Regions from separate parts of the Homo sapiens genome. Here region 2 is linked to region 1. Evidence: chromatin contacts called from ENCODE Hi-C or POLR2A ChIA-PET data. All regions are on one chromosome and are shown on one strand. Each heading gives the region's core, a stretch centred on a gene start or an enhancer-like site at or near the end of the contact. The rest is flanking DNA. Distances are from core to core; before and after follow the strand shown. Region 1 has its middle 23 kb from the start of MIR422A. Region 2 overlaps HERC1 (HECT and RLD domain containing E3 ubiquitin protein ligase family member 1).

Region 1 (7,526 bases), core at 1,815-4,314:
TTTTCTGAACTGATATGGAAAAAATATCTCTATACCCTTAAGTGAAAAAAGCAAAGTGCAGGACAGTGTGTATAATAAGCAATTGTCTTACCCCGTGAGGCGCACTGTGGCAACCAGACCTCTGGGTTGTGGAATCAGGTCCTACAGGTCACCGTGGTTGGGGGACAGTGGCAGTTGCTGCCCCCATCTCAAGAAGGCTTGAGCAGCCGGCAGTTTGGCATCATTCTACAGCAGGAGGTTAAGGGCCCCCCTCCCAGAGTGGCGATCATTAAAGCCAAGGCTCCCAAAGGTCAAGCTGCAGAGCAACACCTGGAAAGAATCTGCCACAGCCTTCAGAAGCATCATGCTATGTTGACTTCTATATAGTCAGATAAGCAGGATCACTTGAAAGCTGAATGGGATCAGCCTAATGACCAAAGGTATTGAGACAGCCTTGTGCAAGCAAAAATTAAGAATGCCATGCAAGCGTTTATCATTAACACTGAAGGACAAAACACATGAGGCACACAAACCTGGCGCCTCAGACTGTGAAACATTCCTAAAACCATAATTGGAGATTGCCTAATCAAAAATCAAGTGAATTTGTCAAGTAAGGGTTATGGCTAGGATATTCATATTCCTACCAAATCAATAGCTATTGCTTGTTAATATTTTTTGTTTTATCTATGTTTTGATGGAAAGCAAATGAATATATTGTTCATATTTTGTTACTTTGGTTAAAATCTATTTTGCTTCTTTTGTTGAATATAAAATTGACCCTTGAACAATAAGGATTTTTTGTTTTGTTTTGTTTTGTTTTTTTTAAAGACAGGGTTTTGCTTTGTTGCCCAGGCTGCAGTGCAATGGCGTGATCTCAGCTCACTGCAGCCTCCCCTTCCTGGCCTCCTGGGTTCAAGCGATTCTCATGCCTCAGCCTCCCAAATAGCTGGGACTACAGGTGTGCACCACCACACTAGCTAATTTTTGCATTTTTAGTAGGACAGAGTTTCACTGTGTTGGCCAGGCTGGTCTCGAACTCTTGACCTCATGTGACCTACCTGCCTCAGCCTCCCAAACCGCTGGGTTTACAGGTATGAGCCGCGGCACCTAGGCTTATATACCTTTTTATACTTTAAATTTTTTGAGCCATGTGAATATTTTACCAATGCAGAAAATTAACACTATTTTAAAATAATAACAGTTTCCCAGAATCCAATCCAAAATATCAAACCAGACACTCTGGGCCCATATATTTTTTTAAAAGTTTCCTAGGAATCTCTCAGGGGAATCCTGGCCTGTCATGGAAGATCGCTAAGAACCTACTGAGCCTTAGATCCAGCAGTCAAGGTCCCAGCCCTTGCAGCGCCACCTGGTGGCCTTAGTTACCAAGCATCCCTCAGAAAAATGTGTGTGGATGGCCAGTGAATGCAGACCAGGACAAAGAGTAACATGGCACTGTGTCCACAGGCTGGGTGGGGCTGGCCCCAGCGGACCCAACATCGACCTCCAGGACTGGCTGTGTCGGTCCTGAGGGAAACGAGGCAGAGGGCCTAAAGTTCTACAGCCTCTGTCCCAAGGAGCCACCCAGAGGCAGCCTGCAAGAGCACATACCTTGGGCCTCTGTCCCAAGGAGCCACCCAGAGGCAGCCTGCAAGAGCACATACCTTTGGACCTGAGTTCAAACCCCGGCTCCACCAACTACTAGCCTCGTTATCTCATGCAGCATAACTTCTCAGGTCCTCTGTTTTCTCATCTGCAAAATGGAGACAAGTATAAGTCTGTAGACACATCTAGTATAATGCCTATGCTCAATAGGAACTTGATTAATGCTCATTCTCTTCCCTTTTGTTACTTCTAGATAGCTTTACTCCCTGGCCCTAAAGAGCCTAGCTGGGCTCATGGGAGCTTCCTGTGGCCTGGGAGGGTTCAAGCATTGGAGAGACTGAGGAAGAAGAAATCCATATGCTTCTTGTCTTTCTAAACCCTCTCCCTCCTCCTTGCCCCTTCTTTAGCTAGCAAGGAATACATTTCAGGCCTGGCTGAGGTGGGGAGGCAGTTCAGGAAGTGGCTGCAGTTCCCACAAGCAGAGTCAGATGGGGTTCCAGTCCTGTGCTATAGGCCTGGGTGCTCCATCAATCAATCGAGTCTTTTGGCCTGGGAGCAAGGCCCAGTCCCTGCCCTCCCTCGGGGAGTGCATTATACTCAGGGAGAGCCGAATAGAACACAAATCACAGTGAATGTGCAGGGGACTAAGGGGACTCAGAGGCACTGATGAAGTTACTAAATTGACCATCTGCTCTTTCAGGTTGTGACACTATTTCTAGAAGCTCCTGATAAAAATGCAACTAGGAGCCCATGAATCCCTCACCCTTTAGTTCAGACTAGCATCTCTGCTTCCCTCCTAGGTCTTCTGGAAGATGGCAGAACCCAAGAGAGATGAGACATTATAAAAACGTAGACAAGACATTGAAACATTTTTGTTCGAAGCTGTAGAAAGGAATGTTCAGACGACAGAGCAGAGCACTCCTAGAAGGGGTGACTGCTAGGTTCCAGACCCCCTGGCAGTGGGAAGACACCAGCCTGGCCAGAAGAGAGCCTCCCAAAGGGAAACTGGGGGATACTGAGATCACCTGGGTCACAATTCTGCTCTTTGTACCCATGTCAGCAGAGGACCTCCAAGAAGTCAGATGCTGGGAGAACAGAGTCCTAACCTTAGGCATTACCCGATTCACAGGTGAGGAAACTGAGGACCAGCAAGGGGAGGTGCTTGCCTCAGTCCCATGTGAGTTAATGGATGACCCTGACCTGGACTTCAGGTCTCCCGAGCCCTATTGCATGGTGCAAAGCACTCAGTCTTTGGAGCCAGGTAGAACTGAATTTGAACCCAAAGTCCCCTGCTACTTTGCTAGCCATTTAGTTTTAGAAAAGTCATCTACCTCTCTGAGCCTTGGTTTCCTGCCTTTGTAAAACAGACCAGAGCTCTTGCTCAGGAGTGTTGTCAGGACTAAAGATAATATGTGCAAGCCACCCGGCACATGGTAAGTGGGGATGCTACGATTATTGCTTCTCCTACGCAAACCACACCAGCCACAGACAGGCAGGAAGAGGGCTGGCTGCTGCAGCTCTCAGGCACAGCAGCTTTGCACTTGGTGGTGGTCATGGTAGGGGCATGGGGTTCTGGTTGAAGGAGTCAGATGTGTGGAAAGTAGAATGTGCCTTGTGGCTGGGTAGTGAGGCTTCTTCACTAACTCCAGAGTTGCAGAGTATGCAGGCCGTGGGAGCCACACACCCAGCCCATGGCATGCAGAAGCAAGAGGCATGACCCCTTATTCATATGAAGGGCCCTACCGATCACATGCTTTGCAGTCGCCAGAGTGGTTGCCAGGGGCAGAACCACTATAGGGGATCTTCCTTCCTCTTTTGCTCCAGGCTCCTCACTTACATGTCTATTTTTACCCTGTACTGTATGCTGTCAATAAGAAGCATGGTTATTACAGCAGCAACCACATTCCGAGTGCAACGGAACGGGAACTTCACATGCATCAGCTCATTCCATTTCACCCTCACAGAAGCCCTGCGGGAGCATACTGTCATTCCCATTTTACAAGAGGGAGAACTGAGGCTCAGTTCGTTGCTAACAGTTACCCAGCCAAGAAGGTGCCAGAACTGGGATTCAGACCCTGAGGTCCAGTCTAACTCCAAAGCCAGGGTTTCCATGCAGCACCCCCCTGCCCAGGTATGATGCTTCTTTCCAGGGAAGGGAGGTTGATAGAGGCAGGGCCTACAGGTTATCATTATTATTGTTGTTGTTTTAAAGATGGGTGTCTTGCTCTGCTGCCCAGGCTAAGTGCAGTGGCATGATCATAGCTCACTGCAGCCTCAAACTCCTGGGCTCAAGCAATCCTCCTGCCTGCGGGTTTTGAAGGCTGTAGCAGGACCAACTCCTGGGCAGGTGTGTTGGGAGTAGGGAGCCTCATTTGAGCCCCAGAAAGTTTGCTCACGAGGCAGTTCTGAAAAAGTAGAGAGCACCACAGCAGAAGCAGAGGAAGAGAATTGAAGGAGACATGAGGTTCACCTCCCAGCAGCTGTTCCCCTTCTCTTAGCAATGACCAGTTCTCCTCCTTCCAGTTTCGGGGAAGCTAACTCCACCCTAGGCACTAAGGCCTTGGGTCTCAGGCCTAAACAAATCACCCTCATCCATCCCTCAGCCTCCGTGACTGGTCCATGGATAGGGCGTGTGGATCAACAAGACACGGGGAGGGGCTCACTGGGGTCTTCAGAAAGCAGCTGCCCCACTTTTCTGAGCAAGCTTCCATAGGCAGGCTTGCTGTCTGGTGTTTAACAGCTCAGTGAACATGGTGAAGTCACTCTCCCCACCATCCCCTGTATGTGTTGAAGGCAGCTGGGGTGATAAATAAAAAGGCTCCTGTTTTAAAAACCTCCACCTGTAGGAAAGGTGGGAGGCTGCAGTGCCCTGAAATCACCCCACAGAGGCCAGAGCCTGGCTGAGTCACCACAGCCTCTCCTCTGATTCCTGGCCCAGAGGAGCCACCCGGGCGCCCAGGCCGGGACCCTGGGTATTTTCAGCTTCCAGCAGCATCAGCAGGGTCAGAGAGGCCTCAGCCATATTGTATTTCATGTGACCGAGGCGCCTGGCCAGCGACATGGCCATGGAGAGCCAGCCTTGTATTCTTGTCACTGGCCTGGGCTCCACCTCCCTTTCTGCTCTGGTCTCCAGAGCCTGGACACAGCAGAGGCATGTGGGAAGGGCTCCTGCCAGGCACAGCAGGCACCAGAAACGGGTGACAAGAGGGACAGGCAACTTTAGCCACTACAAAGTCCTCGAGGATGGGCTTCAGCGTTGTTGGGAACTCCACCGTTCACCCATTCCCTTCATAAACAACCTGAGCAGTACGTCTTCCTGGGCAGTGTTAGGGCAGGGTAGCTGACTATCCCAGTTTGCCCTGGGCTCTCCTGGTTTTAGCACTGAAAGTCCCATGTCCCATGAAACCTCTCAGGTCCCAGGCAAGCTGGGACAGTTGGTTACTGTAGTTGGGAGCGTTGTTAGTGATATCTCCTCCCATGCTCGGGTCCATCTTCCAGCTGTGATTGCTTTTTGAGGATGCAGCAGCACCTGCGGCCTCTTCCAGGCTCCCCCCACCTCCCCTCTCTCCCTCAGCTCTCGGGTTGTTTTTCTAAAGCAGCACATCAGAATCACCTGGAGGGCCTATTAAAGTACCCTCAGAGTTTCTGATCTAGGAGGTCTGGGAGGCAGCTGGAGAATTTGCATTTCTAAGTTCCCAGATGACCCTAATGCTGCTGGCCAGGGACCACACTTTGAGAACCCCTGATCTTAGCCACAGCTCTGATAAAGTCTCACGAAACCTCTCAACCCTCCCCATAGCTTGCTGAATAAAGGCCTAAGCCTGGGTTGAAGCCCCTCTTTATCTAGCCCCCTTCCCCACCGCAGCAGGCCCCACCCCAACAGGGTGCCCCGCGTCCCCAGGGGATACCTTGCTCTCTCCTACCTCTGTGTCTTTGCTCAAGCTGTTCCTGGCCTGGACTCTGCAGCCCCCTCCACCCATGTGAATCCTCTTATCTGTGAAGCGCACTCAAAGGCTACTTCCTCTGGAGGCCTGCCTGGGCCCCCATCCCTCGGAACACAGGACTCCTTCCTCAGCTCCCAGCTTAGCGCCTATTTCATCCTTGTCACTGCACTGTGGATTCCTTGAGGACATGAACTATCTTTTCCCATCTTTGTCTCTATATTTGCTAAATAGATATGACCCCAGAAGACAGAACCAGGACAATGGATGGATCTGCGGGGAGGCAAACTTGAGCTTAACCTGAGAAAGAACTTGTAACAACCTGAACAGTTTGACACCAGCCCTTAAGGGTCCTGCCAAGAGATCCTGAGCTCCCTGTCGCCCCTGGGCATCTTCAGTGGTGTTGGACGAGCATCTACAAAGTCTCTGAAACCCCTGCTTAGACCAAGTACTGACTACCTCAATGTCCCTCCTGGGGCCCTCTCTCCCCAGGAGAACCTGACACCCCCCCATCAAACCCGCTGCCCAGCATGCCAGACCCACAAGGCCCCACAGGCTGGCTGGACCTTACTGGAGACCAGTGGTCACAGCAAGTGTGACATTTTGTCAGTGGCCTTCACTGTCTGAATACAAGGAGTGACCAGTGGTGACACCCTCCTGCTCCAGGCCAGCCTCCCTGCCTTCCTCTGATCACCGCCTCCCCCGAAGGACCAACCCCACCTCGATGTACTCACATCGCCTTTCCTTACCTCATCCATATCTCACGTGGCCAGGGGAAGCAGCTCATCTATGGGCAAGCTGAATATCCACAGGTGCGCTCCCAGCTCGGGCTCCTTAGGAACAGGAATATCCTCCTGCAGAATATTCTCCAGTGCCTTCCCCATGCTGGGTGCATGTAAATGCTCAGATGTTCATTTCCTGATGTGCGTTTCCCATCGATGTCCTGCTGGAACCCTTCCCTCACAAGTGGTGCTCTCCCAGGTGTGCTCCAGCGGGCAAATGCCCTCCTCACCCCTCCCCATCTGATATTAGGAAAGAACCTGTGAAACCCATTCCAACCAAGAAGCCTGGGACTGAGGCTTTCTGCCCCTGCCATCCCTGGGGAAACGTTACTGTTTAAATCCGATAAGCGTGAAAGCCTCGCTTGATTGCATGGCAGCTAAGCATACTATGTGTAGTGGTGTTTATTTGCTGATTGGTTGATTTGGAGAGGAAGGAGAAGGATTTTCCAGAGTCTAGACTCTTATGGCTTTGTGGGGCTTTCCAGGGTCAGCATCGATTGTGAAAGTTTGGTGAGCTTGGCAGTTTGTATCATTTAAGAAAATCTGCCCGGGCTTCCTCCCCCACCAGGAAGTGTCCCATCAGTTCCAAAGCCCTCAGCTTAGTTATTGGAAAGGCCTGAGAAAGCCACGACCCAGCGGACCCAGCTGGGGAACACCTGGGTCTCAGTTCACCTTCTGCCAACCTCTAGGTCTTACGAGCATTCCTGTTTCCTCTCCTTCCCTGGGCTACTTGAGGTCATGACCTTCTGAAAGAATGCAGGGTCAGCCAGCCTGGCTGAAATTTCCCCTCCGTGGGTGTGAAAGGCGATATGTCCAACTGTGAACACACAGGGCCCACATCCTTATGACTCAGCAGATGCGGCTGTCCTCAACCACATCGCCCAGAATGTCACTCTGACCTGCCTCAGAGGTCTGACAGCAGAATAGATTCTGCAAAGCCTGGGCCCAGGAGGCGCTTTCTCCATGAGTCCTTTTGGACAACACACATTCACCCAGACACACACTCAGATGCACACACACACACACAGACACATCCACTACAGAGACAGATGTGCACACACTGATACCCAAACGTACCCCAAACGCAGACACGCGGACATGCACAGACACCCAACACACACATGCACACACAGGCCCCCGGACAGTCAGATACACACACAAAGACATCCACACACACAAACACCCAGACACATCCACACACGTCCACACACCCCACAGA
Region 2 (7,526 bases), core at 151-2,650, 180 kb before region 1:
GTATTTTAAGATTAAGATTTAATAGAGTATTAGAATAGAAATTCATGTAATTACAGCAATGTCTTACTTATTCATCATTCAAGTCAAACTAATAACAAAATGTCCCTAAAAACCCACTGAACATAGCTATAAGGAGGCTCAAGCACATATAACTCTGAAACACTAACTAAAAAACTCACATTAATTAACATTGCAGAGTAGCAGTAGTTTTTGTTACCTTTTTCCATTGGAATCTTTGTCTTTTATCTTCCAGACACAGTATGATCTTATTAGCACCTTCCGGATGCCTAAAGCCTTGAAGTAGTGCCTTATTTTCCAAAATTACTACTCCTTCCTCTAGCTTCACTTTCTTTTCAAAACTTCCACTAGCCTTCGCTAGGTGTTTAGAAGAAGAAAATCTGATAGTCTCCGTACTAACAGAAAAATAACAGTCCTAAACCTTCTGGTAGTATTTGAAAAGATTTTTAAATGTCTTTTTAAAAAACCTATTACAATAGACAAATCTCAAAACTGGTGAACTACAGACAGTTTAATAAAGCAGTGAAGGCTTACAAGAAGAATGGAAGTATATTTCTGTGTGTTACCTGTGTATCTGGTGGGGGGATGTAGACAACTGCCTACTTGGCCTATATGTACAGGCAACCATAAACAAATCATATATGACTTAAGCTTGTGCATAGACTTGACATTATGGTATCAGCAATTTCAATTGTACTCTATCATACAATCCAAAAAGCTTGTGTCAAAGAAGGCCCGGAAGTGACAAAACAAGGCCGGGAGTGGTGGCTCACACCTGTAATCCCAGCACTTTGGAAAGCCGAGGCAGGTGGATCGCTTGAGGCCAGGAGTTCGAGACCAGCCGGGCCAACAAGGTGAAACCCCATCTCCACTAAAAATACAAAAGTTAGCTGGGTGTGGTAGCACACGCCTGTAATCCCAGCTACTTGGGAGGCTAAGGCAGGAGAATCACTTGAACCCAGGAGGCGGAGGTTGCAGTGAGCTGAGATTGTGCCACTGCACTCCAGCCCGGATGACAGAGCAAGACTCCCTCTCAAAAAAAAAAAAAAAAAAAAAAAAAGAAGAAGTGACAAAACAGATTCATTTGGAAAATGTTATATAAAATCTTTACCTGGTCATATATATAGATACATGTACCCCTGGTGCAGATAAACACACATTTTCTTATACTCACCTACCTATGTATCAACAGAAATAAGTATTATATATTCTTGGACCATTTGGTGCTGGATAAAACACCAAATAGTCATCATAAAGCTCCTCAAGGCATCACTGTGTCAGGCAATAAAACATTTTCATTACATAGTACCTTTGCCATGAGGACTCATGGAAGAAAACAATCTCAGGCCTCAGAACCAGAAAAATCTGGTTCTCTTGAACAATTTTGTTTTTTATCTTTTAGACACTGTGAATTATGTAACTCATTATGCTTTTCCTGTGTGGTGACCAACCTCTAGCAGAACACCACAGGATATGGGCCAAGATAAGAATATCTTACCCAGGGCTTTATTTTCCTCTCTCAGCCTTTTTCAGTCCTAATTCATTCATCTAAATTATCCTTTTGTAAAGTATCTGTTTTCATATGCTAAATCAAATCCTGCCAGAAACGAGGGAGCTAGGGAATAGACTAGAAGGGTGTAGCAAGAAATGTTAGTAAAAATGACACCTGTCAAACAGTTAAACTTAGGGTTGGTATTCTCTGTTTTAGCAAGCAGAGAATAACAGTAGATAACACGTCATATAATACATTTTATGAAAGAAGGTTAAAACAAAGATTTAACATTAAAGTAGTTAACTTCTAACATTTTAAAAAGCATTTCATTTACGAACAATTCAGAATAAATGAGGTATCAAAGATATGAACGGTAATCTTAAATAACCTCATATAGTATAGAAGGGTAACATATTTCAGCTGGAAAACCCAAACCATCCCAAGTGCTTGCTCCTCTTCATCCACCCCAGGCTCTCTGAAGCTGAAGGCTTAGCCCAGGTCTCCCTTCATCTGAAATGGAATCTGCTTTCTCTCTAGTTCTTGTCTTTTCCATCTTTTGACACTATCTTTGTAATATTCCATAAGGAAAGATGATCAAAAGTCAATCTGGTGTTTTTTGTTTGAGACAGTGTCTCGCTCTGTCACCCAGGCTGGAGTGCAGTGGCGCCATCTCGGCTCACTATAACCTCCGCCTCCCAGATTCAAGTGATCCTCCCACCTCAGCCTCCCGAGTAGCTGGGACAGGTGCACACCACAACACCCAGCTAATATATATATATATTTTTTATTTTTTTGTAAAGACAAGGTTTGGCATGTTCCCAGGCTGGTCTTGAACTGCTGGCTCGAACTCCTGGGCTCAAGCAATCCTCCCACCTCAGCCTCCCAAAGTGCTGGGGTTACAGGCATGAGCCACTGCGCCTGGCCCAATCTTTTTTAAAAATGGGTTTTTTTTTAGTCTTTTTAAAAATTTTCTAAAAACTAAGTGAACAACCAGAAAACCTAACAATCTTAACAATTAAATCTAAGCTCAATCCTCCTCCATTGATCTGTTGTCCCCATTTATAATTTTCCAGATATTTTAAATTGTATTACCAAATTTATTCTTCACAACACAGTTGAGGCAAGTACAACAGGCATTATTCTCCACTTCAAAGATAAAGAAACTGGAGCTCAGGAAGGTTAAATGTCTTGTACAGGTCAAAGTCCATGGTGAGTTTTAACCCTATTCTGAGTCAGATTTCATAGCTGATTTCCCAAAAGTACACCACTTTAATTTTACCCATCCTCCTTTCTATATTTTCATTTCAGTTGAAAGGAGTTATTAATCATTTACAATATGTAAAGCACTGTGTAGGAGATATCAGGGGCATTTAGGAAAAATAAAAACCAAAAAATCCTAGATTTCTAGTGGGTTTACTGGGAAGACATACTAATAATACATAAATAAGTCCAACATAAGACAAACGGTAAATTATCAGACATCCTAACAAACTGTCATGGGACAACTGGGAGAGTAAGGTAGCTGGGAAAGCTTTCTGGAAGAGGTAACATTTTAGACAGTCCTTCAGGGAAAGACAGGATATCAGCAAGGAAGCCTAGGAGAACTTTTAAGGCAAATAGTGCTTTAGCAAAGGCTCAAGAGGTATGCTTGGGGTCTGGCAGATGAACTACTATGGCAAAAATGCAGACCACTGCAGAAGAATACTGGTTCCAAAAGCAGGCAGGTGACACTTCCCAGAATCTTTGATTTCCGAGTAGGCAGTGCAGTCACTCCTAGATTTGATCAGTCTGTAATTTGGACTTGCGTGGACTAGCCATCTCTCTGCAGTAAGACAAGATGTTTGAGTAGGAAAGTAGCACAATCAGCAGGTAGGTGTTTTGTTGTTGTTATGTGTGTTTCCAAGAGTTCTAATTTGGAAAGAAGTGTCTAAGGAGCAAAACTGGAAAAAGTAGGGGGACCAGTTTGAAAATACCTACTCCAGAAACAGGTAATAGGGCACTTCAATTAAAGAAAGGAAAAAACCAAATGCATGTGGAAATTTTGCCAAAATAGATTAGACAGTTATTTATAAATTTAAAAATAATTTCCTGACTACCTACCACGTGCTATTATAGGTGCTTGGGATACAGAAGTGAATAAAACAGCAAAAAATTCCTGTCCTTAAAGAGCTTATATTCTAATGTAGACTAAGACTAACTGATCAATGAATAACTAAATTATACAGTAAGTGATCGGTGCCCCAGAAAAAACAAAGCAAGGCAAGGGGGACAGGAAGTGACTATTTGGAAAAGAAGGAAAATTGACATTTTAAATAGGGTGGTCAGCACAGGCTTCATGGAAAAAGTAACATCAGAATGAAGACTTGAAGAAAGAGAGGGAGTTAGCCATGCAGGCAATAGCATTCCAGTCCTAAGAAACAGCCAGTTAAGGCCCTAAAGGGAACTTGTGTTGCAGATTCACGCAACAGCTAAGAGTCCAGTGTGACAGAAGGAGAATCACTGAGGAGAGTAACAGAAGAGATCAGAGAGGTAGTGGGACCAGACCATGAAGAGCCTATAGACCCCTGTAAGGACTTAGACTTCTAGTCTGAGAAAAGGGAAGTCATTGCAGGACTCTGAGCAGAGAAACGACATGATCTATGTTTCAAAATTATTGCAGGGTTGGGAGCTGGGTGCAGTGGCTCACACCTGTAATCCCAACACTTTGGGAGGCTGAAGCAGGAGGATCACTTGAGGCCAGGAGTTTAAGATCAGCCTGGGCAACAGAGCAAGACATAAAAATTTAAAAAATTAGCCAGAAATGGTGGCACATGCCTGTAATCTCAGCTACTCGGGAGGCTGAGGCAGGAGGATTGCTTGAGCTCAGGAGTTCGAGGCTGCACTGAGCAGCCTGAACTCCAGCCTGAGTGACAGGGTAATATCCTGTCTCAAAAAAAAGGGAAATTATCACAGAGTTAGGAGACTAGATAATGAGTCAGATTGATCAGATTTAAAAAATTAACTGACAGAGAAATAAATGAGCACAGGAATCTCACTAGACTATAAGACTGGGAGTATGAAGTGGAAGCACAGAGATATTAATGCAGATGAAGGAGAAAAGGAGGAAGTATAAACAAAATGTCATGATACAATGAAACGTAAAGACACTGTTCAACTTTCCTTAGATGAGGAATCCTTTATGGAAGCTTTTTTAAAACAATAACTTATTCTTTATGTAGCACTTTATACTTTTTCAAAAATATTTTCCTATCCCTTCTCTCAGTTCATACAACAGAGGAATTTCAGAATTACACATGGAGCTTATAGATAAGTCCATCTCAAACGCTAGCATTTCTCTATGAGCTGTCACATGATATGACCAAGATCCCACCGCTCTTTAACAGTAGAATCGAGACCAGAAGCCAAGTCTGACACATCACCATATACACAACAGGCACTACCATCTTCGTATCACACAGTAAGACACTAAAGCCCAGGGAGGTCATAGCACATATAGAATCACACACAAGGCAGAGGAACAGCCAAATTGAAAACCTAGCTACCAATTAACTCCAAGTCCAAAGTTCCTCAAGTAGAAGCAATCTTCTAGATAGTTTTCGCTTTATATTTTACCAGTGACACTGTAGCATACCTTTACCTCACCTCCTTTTTATATAAATTAGCATCTTATTTATCTTTACCCTAAATGCCTGCAGTCCAGGTTCTGAGGCTTTTTTGATAGTTAACAGAGCTGTTAAAAGATTTTGAGTAGAGGAGGTATAAACAGATTTGTACTTTAGATATGTTAGTCTTGTGAAATGTGGAAGGTGGGCACAAGGCAAGAGGTGAGGCAACCAGTTTGAAGGCTTCTGCACACGTCCACTCAAAAGAGAAAGTTTAAAACAGAGCAGTGGCAGAAGGAAAGGGAGAGGAGAGGACATTGGAGACACACTAACGGTAAAATTTTTAAGACTTAACTGGATTGGGAAGGGGTGGAGAATAAAGGGATCAGGAGATAAGAAAAAAGAGTCAAGGATGATCCCAAGTTTCTTGCTTGGATAGTTAATGTACCACCTACTAAAATAGGGAATAAAAGAGAAACAGGTTTGGAGAGAGACGAGTTCACTTGTAGATAGGTTAAGATTGGGGTAACCCAACTCATTCGGGTGGAATGTCCATCAAAGAGTCAGATATATGAATTTAGAGTTTAAAAAGAAGTCAGAACAAGAGATTGAAACCATTAACACATATGTGGTAAACATATATGCAATATAGTTATTTCTCTTAAAGTTATTTTTGAAAAAATTTTTATATGTCTAAAACAAACATATTACTTACTCTAACCAAAGCCTTACATATCATATACCTTGAAAACAAAAATCTTTCTTTACTGAATCTGGGTATACCTACCAGTGCGTAACCCTCTTCATCTGATTCAGGCTGAGACAAATCAGATTCACTCCTCGATTTGATCAGTCTATAATTTGGGCTTGTGTGGACTAGCCGGCTCTCTGCAGTAAGACTTTCACTCCTGTCTCACATGTACAAAAAAAAAAGTTTTTTGATTTAGGACTGTTAGTGAACATAAAATTGAATGGAATTGGAGCACAGAGATAATATACACACACAGGGAGGAGTAATGTCAGTTGACAGGAAATCCTGACTCTTGTCTGAGCACAAAGACCTTCTCAAAATAATTTGCATGTCACTAAACTACAGAGCAATGCAAGTAACTTCACATGCTTTTTCACTGCTGTTGTTTATATATACGAAAAATTGTGCCTCCTCATTTAATCAGAAATTTATAGCCCATGCTGAATCAGTATCAGTATTTACTTTACTTTAAGTTCATCCTAGTCAATTTGCATTTCTTCTTTCATGTCTATGTTAACATCAGAACACTGTAACTTTGGAAACAAACCATTTCAGTGCATAAAGTAATAAAGGGAAGTGAGTAGGTCATGTTTTCAGTGTCTAGTCAGTCCCACCTGGTCATAAGTCCACCCCCTTCAGAGGCACTTGTTGAAGGTTGCTGCAACTGTCCTTCTTCTCTTCGCTTCTGAAGCTCATCTATCACAGGACTTACTCCTAATATTAACAGGGCACACCGATGGATCACGGAGTTGCATGCAGCAGTGTACACATCCTGACCCTCAGGAAGGTCTGTGCTGACCCTTCGCTCTTGCTGAGACTGAGGAGGTGGATCATCAGCTCGAGCCCCAGACCCTGCCCCACTGTTCATTCTATCTCGGTCTCGGCTACGAGCTACTTCACGGGCTGAGAGGAAACACTGAAAGATTTCTGTAACATGCAACACAAAAACAAGGTCTTAACACATGGGGAGAGAAGAGCAAAGAAAATAACAATAAAAATAGTCAAAAAGTTTGGACCAAAAACTTACTGAAAGAGGGAAAAATTATTTTTTAGACATTATATACAACATAGTTAACTTAGTTAAAATTACATTTAAAATATACTAAAATACTATATTTTCATAAAAATTACATTAGGAAATACTAATCTGCCTTTACAGAATTTTAATGTAATCACAATTCAAATGTTATTAATGAATTGGATCAGTTATTTTCAACGTACGGTCCCAGACCAGCAGTACCCACATCATCTGGGCACTTGTTAGAAATGCAAATTATCAGGCCCACCCCAGACCTTCTGAATCAGAACCTCTAGGTGGGGGACCCAGCAATCTGTGTTTTAAAGGCCCTTCAGCTGATTTTGAAGCCCATAAAAGCCTGTGAAGCACAAGGTTAGGTAAAAATAACTGCTTATTTCTGAAACGTTCACAAGCTTGGTGTGAAAAATGTGAGGTTTCAAAAGAAAAAAAAAACGGACAAAATTTAAGTTATATTAGTTACAACAAAAAATTCCCTTTCCCCTTCCAAAGTCCATATAATCCCTACCATCTACACTTTGCTGTATCTTAAACACATTAAATAAGCACTGTCACTAAAGGTCTTTGCTGAAACAGAATTTAGTTTTAATATATGGGGCAAGATTGCCTCCAGAGTGAGATGGCATC

The links. Hi-C counts contacts between places; a loop is a spot of excess contacts on that map. ChIA-PET counts read pairs that join two places held with the same protein, here RNA polymerase II (POLR2A). Pooled maps may share reads with other maps.
Region 2: a pooled map shows a loop between it and region 1 (3-fold over the local background). The contact joins two enhancer-like sites. A Hi-C loop is called at or near these places in 1 of 37 single-sample maps with no recorded cell type and 4 of 50 pooled maps. POLR2A ChIA-PET finds 5 or more read pairs at or near these places in 2 of 52 experiments (activated CD4-positive, alpha-beta T cell and activated CD8-positive, alpha-beta memory T cell).

What each region holds. Positions count from the first base shown.
Region 1 is chr15:63,889,832-63,897,357 of GRCh38, forward strand. No RefSeq gene overlaps it. Among named protein-coding and RNA genes, the nearest start is that of MIR422A, 23 kb to the left of the region's middle. RefSeq lists enhancers at 1,461-1,550, 3,120-3,349, 4,125-4,626, 6,978-7,027, 7,228-7,277 and a silencer at 2,899-3,193. Within about 2 kb of position 3,065, at least 8 of the 41 ENCODE cell types and tissues checked have a DNase peak (open chromatin) inside an H3K27ac peak, as active enhancers do.
Region 2 is chr15:63,706,876-63,714,401 of GRCh38, forward strand. It overlaps HERC1 (HECT and RLD domain containing E3 ubiquitin protein ligase family member 1), which reads right to left. Exons shown (of 78, transcript NM_003922.4): 23 at 6,478-6,790; 24 at 5,900-6,020. Among named protein-coding and RNA genes, the nearest start is that of USP3-AS1, 110 kb to the left of the region's middle. RefSeq lists an enhancer at 7,377-7,526. Within about 2 kb of position 1,401, at least 3 of the 41 ENCODE cell types and tissues checked have a DNase peak (open chromatin) inside an H3K27ac peak, as active enhancers do.